Linked DNA regions of Homo sapiens: region 1 is linked to region 2. A link is a loop called in an ENCODE intact Hi-C map of the cell type or tissue named here. Cell type or tissue: A673. All regions are shown on one strand. Each heading gives the region's core, and the rest is flanking DNA. Links, peaks and the distances in the headings are about the cores only.

Region 1 (4,334 bases), core at 271-4,270, 140 kb before region 2:
GAAGTCACCCTGTCATGGTGCTTTGCTTCACTAATGTATTTCACTTATGATCTTGAAGTCACTCAGGGATACAAACACAATAAAATGCATCCCAACCAGGAGAGGGTAGCTGCATTCATTTACAAAATTTTTTTTTGCAATGATTCAAACACTATAGATGTGTCTAAAGTAAATGTAAAAATCTCTCTCTGCCACTTTAACCTTACCCATCTGATATCAGTTTGTTCCATAGCCTTCCATAGTTGTCCTTTTACTTATACAAACCTACAAAAATTAATATTTATGTATATTTATGTGTGTGTGGGATAAGTGTGGATATGTTTATACATACTCATATGTATGTTTGTGTGTGTATCTGTCTGTGCCTGCCTCCATTTTCTTTTGCTTTAGAGAGGCTATACTTGAGGCTGCCATCAAGAGTGAGAAGTTTGAAGCTGGAAGAGCCTGCATGGGCCCTTCTTGAACTGGTGCAGCATGTGCAGCATGACATCACTCAAGAGTTCTTGTCAGAGTGATAATGAATGTCTGGCTATTGTAAACGGGAATAAGAAAACTATTTCCAGCTGTGTGACAACCAAGACGACAAAAAGCATTGCAGAGAATATTATTGCCACAAGGACCCTGCTTCATCTGGGTCTCAGACGACGGGAGGAGGGGCATTTTGGAGCACGTGTTTGGCATCTGTGAACCTTTTGTTAGGTAGAAAACAAGGCCTGAATGAAAGGCCTTTCAACCACTTCTGGAGCAGAGAAGATAGGTAGAGTTACTCATTATAGGCAGGTTTCATTGTAGGAGTATTCAGTGAGGACCCCCGCCTTGGAAGTCTGTAATCAGCAGATGATAAGGATGGTGTGTTCTTACTAAGAGAATAACACAACTGAAACAGAATTGCCTTTTGTTAAGGGGATGCTTTGCCTTCTTGGACTACGATTGTGGGGAGAAGGATTATTGTCAACTAAGTGAGGCATTCATTCTGTACCCACTATTTATTGTAGTTCCACAGAGAACTGCTTGCTTTACTTTCTGACTAGGCACAGAAAAGTAAAGGTTCAAAGGCTAGGGCAAGATGACTGACTTTTCCAGATTTAGCACAATCTGTTCTCTGGTCACTTTGAGACGCTGTCAGTTTAGTTTCATGCAGCTGATATCTTGGAGAACTTCTGTGTCCTTACGTTTGGCTGAGGACACTAAATTTTTTTTTTTTTTTTTTTTTTTTTGAGGCAGAGCCTCACTTTATTGCCCAGGCTGGAGTGCAATGGCACGATCTTGGCTCACTGCCTCCTGGGTTCAAGCAATTCTCTTGCCTCAGCCTTCCAAGTAGCTGGGACCACAGGCGTGCACCACCATGCCTGGCTAATTTTTTTTGTATTTTTTGGTAGAGATGGGGTTTCACTGTGTTGGCCAGGCTGGTCTTGAACTCCTGGCCTCAAGTGAACCACCCGCCTCGGCCTCTCAAAGTGCTGGGTTTACAGGCCCAAGCCACCGTGCCTGGCCTGAGGACACTAAAATTAAAAAAAAATTAAGAAAGTACGGTCCCCGCTCTTGAGTAGCTCATGAACATGGAGCGATATGGACTCAAATGATTAAGATCAGGTAGGTAGTGATGAATACGGTAAACCAAGTTTCAAACAAAGAGCTGTCTGCATATCTGAGGATGGAGAGGGTAAGTCAGCCTTAGAGGAGGGAAATGACTTGCAGCAGGATGCCAGCCTCAATGGTCTGTGGAGCTCATTCCATGCAGAAGAGTAATGAGGAAGACCCAGTGAGTGACAGGCTTGGGGAGGAGTGCCTGAAATTGACGGTTTGTGGCAGGAAGTGGTGGGACCAATCTCGAAGCTTGTGGAGGTAGAAGGGTACTGGAGACTACTGTGGACAAAAAAGGGCATGTTGATGCCATTACCAGACAGGACACGAGAGCATGATGATTGTTGCAGTGAGGCTTGTTAGTTTTAGACATGTCTAAAACCATGCAGGCAGAGATTTTCAGCTGGTGGCTGGCAATTTGAGTTTGAAGTTTAGCTGAGAAGTCAGTTGGCAGTATTCAGGCATAATTGCTAAATGTAGAAGTAAATGCCAGTAAAATGTGTGTGATAAGCTGGAGAGCACTTTTAGAGTGAAAAGATTGATATATTTTAACAAGGACAAGGCTTATTTCAATTCTTTAGGTTATTTTTCTTTAGCAGATTAAAGTAGTTTTATCGGTTATCAAGCATTTGTTGAGCGTTTACTATGGCTTCTCTTGATAGGTGGTCCTGGGGAGATAGGAAGGAAATGGTGCAAATTTCAACAATACCCACTGGGGTGAACAAAAAATCCCTGAAACACCCCATTCCAGCTATTGTTATCTGGAAAAAAATCCTTACAATAATTAGATGGTGATTTGACGTCTGGGGGAAGTTGCAGATATAGTTTTAATTTACTGTAGGACTAGTGGCAGTGAGTCTCATATTGCTGTCATATAAAAGGTAAACCTTCCAGAAGAACTTTGGAAATTTCAGTAGCCTAAAGACCACGCTTTGAGAAACTCGTAAAGGTTTGTCATAGAGGTTTTAAAAGTCTGATCAAATAATTTTAAGCTTTAGTTGCCTACTAAAAAGTAGGATGCAGTACAAGTTTGTCCTTTACTTGGTAAAAAAAAAAAAAAGTCTTTTTCTAATTAAGAATTTATTTTCACCTTAGATAATTTTATTGGCATGCCTTTTTGCATGCAAGATAGAAAAAAGACAAGTTTATTCTTAGTTTTCTTTTTTCTAAGCCATTATGATTCTTTTAAATTATACTCATTTCAATTTGATAGGAAAAAACAGTATATGCTCATTTTAAAATATGTGGAATGTACAGGGATTCATGTGTAGTTCCATCACTTAAGATTGACTTTCTTGCTAGGCATGGTGGCTCATGCTGGAAATCCCATCACTTTGGGAGGCCAAGGTGGGCAGATCACTTGAGGTCAGGAGTTCAAGACCAGCCTGGCCAACATGATAAAACCCTGTCTCTACTAAAAATACAAAAATTAGCTGGATGTGCTCTCTTGAACCCAGGAGGCTAAGGTTGCAGTGAGCAGAGTTTGTGCCACTGCACTCCAGCCTGGGTGACAGAGTGAGATTCTGCCTCAAAAAAAAAAAAAAAATTCTTATTCCATTTTGGGATAATTTCTTGCAGTTTTAAAAATATTTGCTTTTACGGAATATTTAACAGCATTCTCCTTTGTATCATAAGTATGTACACAGGCCATTAAAATCTTTCATTTTTAATTTCTAATGACTACATATTAGTCACACTATTTAATGTGTGTGTGACTGATTAAACATACCTAATTATGTTTAGTCATTCCCTTTCTCCGCTTGCTTCTTTTTTTTTTTTTTTTTTTTTTTTTTGAGGACTTGTGCTTCTCTGCCCATATTTCAGTGTTGATGTTCCCAGAGTTCTATCCTTACTCTAAATGATCTCCATTTTTGAGCTTATCCACACAGTGGACTGTGGTTTCCTGGTCTTTGTCCTTCTGCCTAGGATGTTCTTTCCTAGGTATCCACATGCCTGCTCTCATTATTTTCATGTCTTAACTCAAAGGTCAACTTTGAGTTAAGGCTTTCTATCACTACATTTAAAATTGTGTGACCTTTCCTGTCTACCCAGCTTGCCTGATATTTTCTTCTCCATTGCACTTTTCTTCTGACTTCTTAGATGAGGACAGGACTTAAAAAAAATTGTATTTTTATTTTCTGCTGTTTCCCCAAAATATTTTTCTTGTTTTGTTTCTTAAAGACCATGTCTTGTTCTGTCACCCAGGCTGGAGTTCAGTTGCTCAGTCATAGCTCACTGTGGCCTCAAACTCCTGGGCTCAAACCATCCTCTTGCTTCAGCTTCCTGAGTAGCTGGGACTGTGAGCACATGCCACCATGTTTGGTTATTTATTTATTTATTTATTTATTTTTTGGGTAGAGACAGGGTCTTGCTTTATTACCCAGGCTAGTCTTGAACTCTCACCTTGACTTCCCAAACTGTTGGGATTGCAGGCATGAACGCCGCACCTGGCCTGTTGATTTGGGGTGGAGCGTTCTGAAATTGAGGCAGTAATTAATAGCCTACCAACCAAAAAAAGCCCAGGACCAGACAGATTCACAACTGCATTCCACCAAAGTTACAAAGAGGAGCTGGTACCATTCCTTCTGAAACTATTCCAAATAATAGAAAAAGAGGGACTCCTCCCTAGTCCATTTTATGAGGCCAGCATCATCCTGATACTAAAACCTGGCAGAGACACAACAAAAAAAGAAAATTTCAGGCCAATATCCCTGATGAACATTGATGCGAAAATCCTCAATAAAATACTG
Region 2 (4,334 bases), core at 99-4,098:
TAAGGATATTGAGGCTGGGCAAAAGTGAATAACTTGTCCAATGTCCCATATGCAGTAAGGAAAAGAAACAGTATCTGACCTCAGGTCTGTCTGTCTCTTTCCTCCTATAAAAGATGAATACATACCTTTAAAGTCCTCCAAGTTACCCAGCCTCGGAGATTAAAATAAATTTTATTTCCAAGATATCTCTATTTTTCTTCCTCCCCGCTAACTAGCTTCTTAAGTTCCCATGTGAATATTGTCATTCATTTCCTTAATTATTAAACATGTTTTGTTTTAAACTGGTAAATAATGTTTAATAAAGGTTTTATTATTATTTTAAAAACATTTTTAATGAAGTTCTTTCCATTGAAGCATTTCTAATTTATTCTAATGAAGCATTTCCAAAGAATAAAGAAAAGTAATAATTTAGGGTTGGTTATCTACATCAATATCATTATCAAAGTCTACTGTCTGTCCTTCCTCTTTTTTCCTCCGTCTTAGACCAGGGAGCATAGTAGATGAACATCATGCAGGCCAGCACACTGAGGCTACGTGTAAGCAGGTGGGAAGATTATGTGCATGAAACAGACAGTCGCATACCACTTTTGGTTACAAACACTTGCCCTGGATGAGAGCAGGAATTGAGACCACGTTTGTGTCCCAGTGGGTTCCAGGACTTTTTTTCCATCAGTTTCCACCCTGTCCTGGACAGGCTTAGAAAAACATGTTTCTTACCAAAAAAAGTTACAAAAACAATGTTTACATTAAAATTCAAAGTCCATGCAACTGCCTCTGGTTCCTCAAGGTAACTACTGCCAATGATTTGGTGTGTATCCTTCTAGACATTTTTTGTAATGCACATAGGGTATATATACATATAAGTACCTATAGCAATTTTATAAGTGACCTGTTGTACATGAGGTAACTTTATAGACTTAATGTAATGTGCGTATCTTCCCATGTGGGTAAATATGATAGAGCAGTGCCAATCTGCTTAATGGCTGCTTACTACTCCACTTATGTATACTATCAGTGGATATTGAGATAGTTTCTAATTTTCTACCGTTATAAATATTTCATTGAACATTATGTGGTTGTATTTTTATATGCTTCTTCAAGTATATCTGGATGACACATTTCTAAAATGGAATTGTTAGGTAAAAGAGGACATTGTACATTTAGATAGATATTGCCAAATTGCCCTTCAAAAAGATGGTCAAATGACTCTTCTATCAACAGTATATGAGTGTGTCCATTTATTTATTACCATTATGTCACTAGTAAGAGCATTTTAAATCTTTCCCACTGTGCTACCTATTCTTTTTAAGATCAGAATAACACATTTAATACTGATGAGCTTTAGTTCTGAAGCCAAAGCGCTTGCTAACATTTCATCCCTGGATCAACAGACTCAACCACCCAGCCACAGATATTGCTGGACAATCATGGGTTTCCCCAGTAAGGGTGCAGCCTGCACCACTAAGCTTATTGAGTGTTTTTGAGCCTGCCTGCCTGCATGCCTGCCTGCCTGCCTGCCTGCCTGCCTGCCTGCCTGCCTTCCTTCCTTCCTTCCTTCCTTCCTTCCTTCCTTCCTTCCTTCCTTCCTTCCTTCCTTCCCTTCCTCCCCTTCCTCCCTCCCTCTTCCTTCCCTTTCCCTTTCCCTTCCCCTTTCCCTTCCTTTCCCTTCCCCTCCCCTCCCTTCCCCCTCTCTCTCTCTTTCTTTCTTTCTTTCTCACTCTGTCAACCAGGCTGGAGTGCAGTGGCATGATCTCAGCTGAGTGTAACCTCTGCCTCCCAAAATCAAGCGATTCTCCTGCCTCAGCCTCCTGAGCAGCTGGGATTACAGGCACACGCCACCTCGCCTGGCTAATTTTTGTATTTTTAGTAGAGATGGGGTTTCACCATGTTGGTCAGGCTGGTCTCAAACTCCTGACCTCGTGATCCACCTGCCTCGGCCTCCCAAAGTGCTTGGATTATAGGCATGAGCCACCGTGCCGGCCTGAGCTATGACCTACTTTCTACAGGAAACTAGAAGAAGAAACTAAAGATAGTTGGTGCTGGCCTTTCTAGTGTTGGTCAACCTCTTCCTCATTCTCTCTCTCTGTCATTCTCTCTTTCCTACTTTATTGAACTATAATTGACATATAACATGTTGTTGCATATATTGATAGTTTGTTTCTATTACAGACTAGTATTCCATTGATTGGAAATACTACTGTATATTCACCTGTTGATTTGTGGATGGACTTTTGGGTTGTTTCTAGTTACTGACTATTACAAATATTTTGCTCTGGGCATTTCCTACACATCTTTGTGTGGACATATTCTTTCCTTTCTCTTGGATAAATATTGAGTAGAATGGCTGAGTCATATGATATGTGAATGTTTAACTTTTGAGGAAGCTGCCAAACTGTTTTCCAAATAATTAATACCATGTTACATTTTCACCAGCAGTGATGAAAGTTTCAGTTCCACTATATCCAAGTCAACATTTGCTAGGGTCACTCTTCTAAATTGTAGACATTCAGTGGGTGTGCAGTCGTATCTCATTGTGGATTTAATTTGCATTTCCCTGATGACTAGTGAAGCTGATCGCCTTTTCATGTGCTTAATGCGCCATTTATACATTTTCTTTTGAGAAGCATCTATTAAACTATTTTACATTTTAATTGGATTATTCATTTTATTATTGTACTGATATGTAATGGGAATCTGACTTTTATATCCCTCCCTCACCCCAAAGTCAAATTATTCCAAGACTATTTATTGAGCATTTGATCTTTTCTTCATGTTTTAAAATATGTGTTAGATTTTGTTATGCAGAGATCCGTTTTTAGATTTTAATGTGTGCCACTAATCTCGTTTATCCTCCTGCTAGTACCAAACTAGCTTAAACCTGTGACTTTATAGCATGTTTTAATGAGATAATCCCCTTTCATTAACTTGCCCCCACAAATGCGTTTAATATACAAACTAATTTTGAAAGAATTCCTATTTTAAAAGTATTGAATCTTCCCCTTCAAGAATATGGTACTAGTTCCATTTATTTAGGTATTTTTTCTTAAAAGTTATGTAATGTTCTTTATTGAAGAATAACATACTTTTGCTAGATGATGATTATCTTGCAAATATTTATTATAAGAAATCCATTTAGTTTTGTACTTTAATTTATATATGCCCACTTTTCTGAGTTACAAATTTTTTTCTAATAGTTGATTGAATAGTTATCAGGTATTTTAGTTTTTCTATTAACAAGCAGGCAATCTGAGGACAACTTATTTTCAATTGTTTATCACTTTTTTCTTTTCCAGCTTAATTCATTGACTAGAATGTCAGTACAAATGGATATCCTTTTCTTATCCCTTATATTAGTGGAATACTTCTAGTATATCGTTGTTAAATAAGATTTCTGTTGGTTTCTAATAAGTTTTCTGTAGTTTTCCCCATTCCCAGATTACTAAGTGTTGTACTTGTAATTATATTTTGATTTGTTGGTGGTGGTGTTTTATCTTCCTTTTAAAAAAGTAAATGTTGAATTTTACCAGGCAAGTCATTGGTGCTAATATTTTTTCTTAATAGTGTGGTGAATTGCATTAAGAGATTTCCTAGTGTTAACCCTTTTTGGTTGGATCATAGCATTCTGCTAATATAATGTCAGATTCAATTATATTCATAAAGTTGACTGGTCTATACAGTTATTCTCAAAGAAAGGTGGTACTTCCTGCTGACTATTCTCCAGGGACATTTGGGAATGTGAGGGAGTAGTTTTTGCTGGCCACAATGGGCAGGGTGCTAAGGACCCTGGAATTCATGGAACAGTTAATGCAACAAAGAAGCTTTTCATCCCCAAAGCCAATTCCAATCCCACTGAGAAAAACTAATCTGTAGTTTTGTGGGGGGGAGATTTGTTTTGTCTATTTTTTTATAGTTTATTTTAGTCTCTTAGAATGAATTGGAATTTTTTTTAAATGTTAATACTTGGGGAACAATATAAATTCCATAGGAAGTAATATGTTCCTTAGTGGTTTGATAAATTTCATCCACAAATCCATCTGAATCTGGTGCCTTTTGAGGGGGGTGAAGGAACTTTTTTAACGATTATATTCTCTATGTTTTTTGTTTTGGGTATATTCAGATTATCAAACTATTACATCAATTGTCATAGTTTGTTTCCTTAGAAAAACATCAATTTTAGCCATTTTTTCAAATTTATTGGCAAATAATTTCATGTAACTTCTTCTAGTTGTGTGAACTTCATCATCTATGGTTATCTCTTCTTCGTAATCTGTTTTTATTTTGTTGGTCATATTTATAAGACATTTGTCTCTTTAGTTGTTTCTTTAAATACCAGA

What was found. Hi-C counts contacts between places; a loop is a spot of excess contacts. Peaks named below come from ENCODE experiments on the same cell type or tissue, not always from the same donor. Only the 100,000 strongest peaks of a DNase experiment are listed, where the experiment ranks them.
Region 1: a loop joins it to region 2, with 3 times the contacts of the local background. A loop is called at or near these places in 7 of 110 quality-filtered maps.

Annotation. Positions count from the first base shown.
Region 1 is chr9:111,026,929-111,031,262 of GRCh38, reverse strand. The region is part of intron 2 of LPAR1 (lysophosphatidic acid receptor 1); the gene reads left to right. Among named protein-coding and RNA genes, the nearest start is that of LPAR1, 9.4 kb to the left of the region's middle. In A673, for the core only: no CTCF peak of the experiment used is centred there; DNase peaks (open chromatin) are centred at 612, 1,912 and 2,302; H3K27ac peaks cover 973 bases.
Region 2 is chr9:110,890,033-110,894,366 of GRCh38, reverse strand. All of the region lies in intron 5 of LPAR1 (lysophosphatidic acid receptor 1), which reads left to right. Among named protein-coding and RNA genes, the nearest start is that of LPAR1, 150 kb to the left of the region's middle. In A673, for the core only: no CTCF peak of the experiment used is centred there; DNase peaks (open chromatin) are centred at 1,456, 1,686 and 2,506; H3K27ac peaks cover 3,304 bases.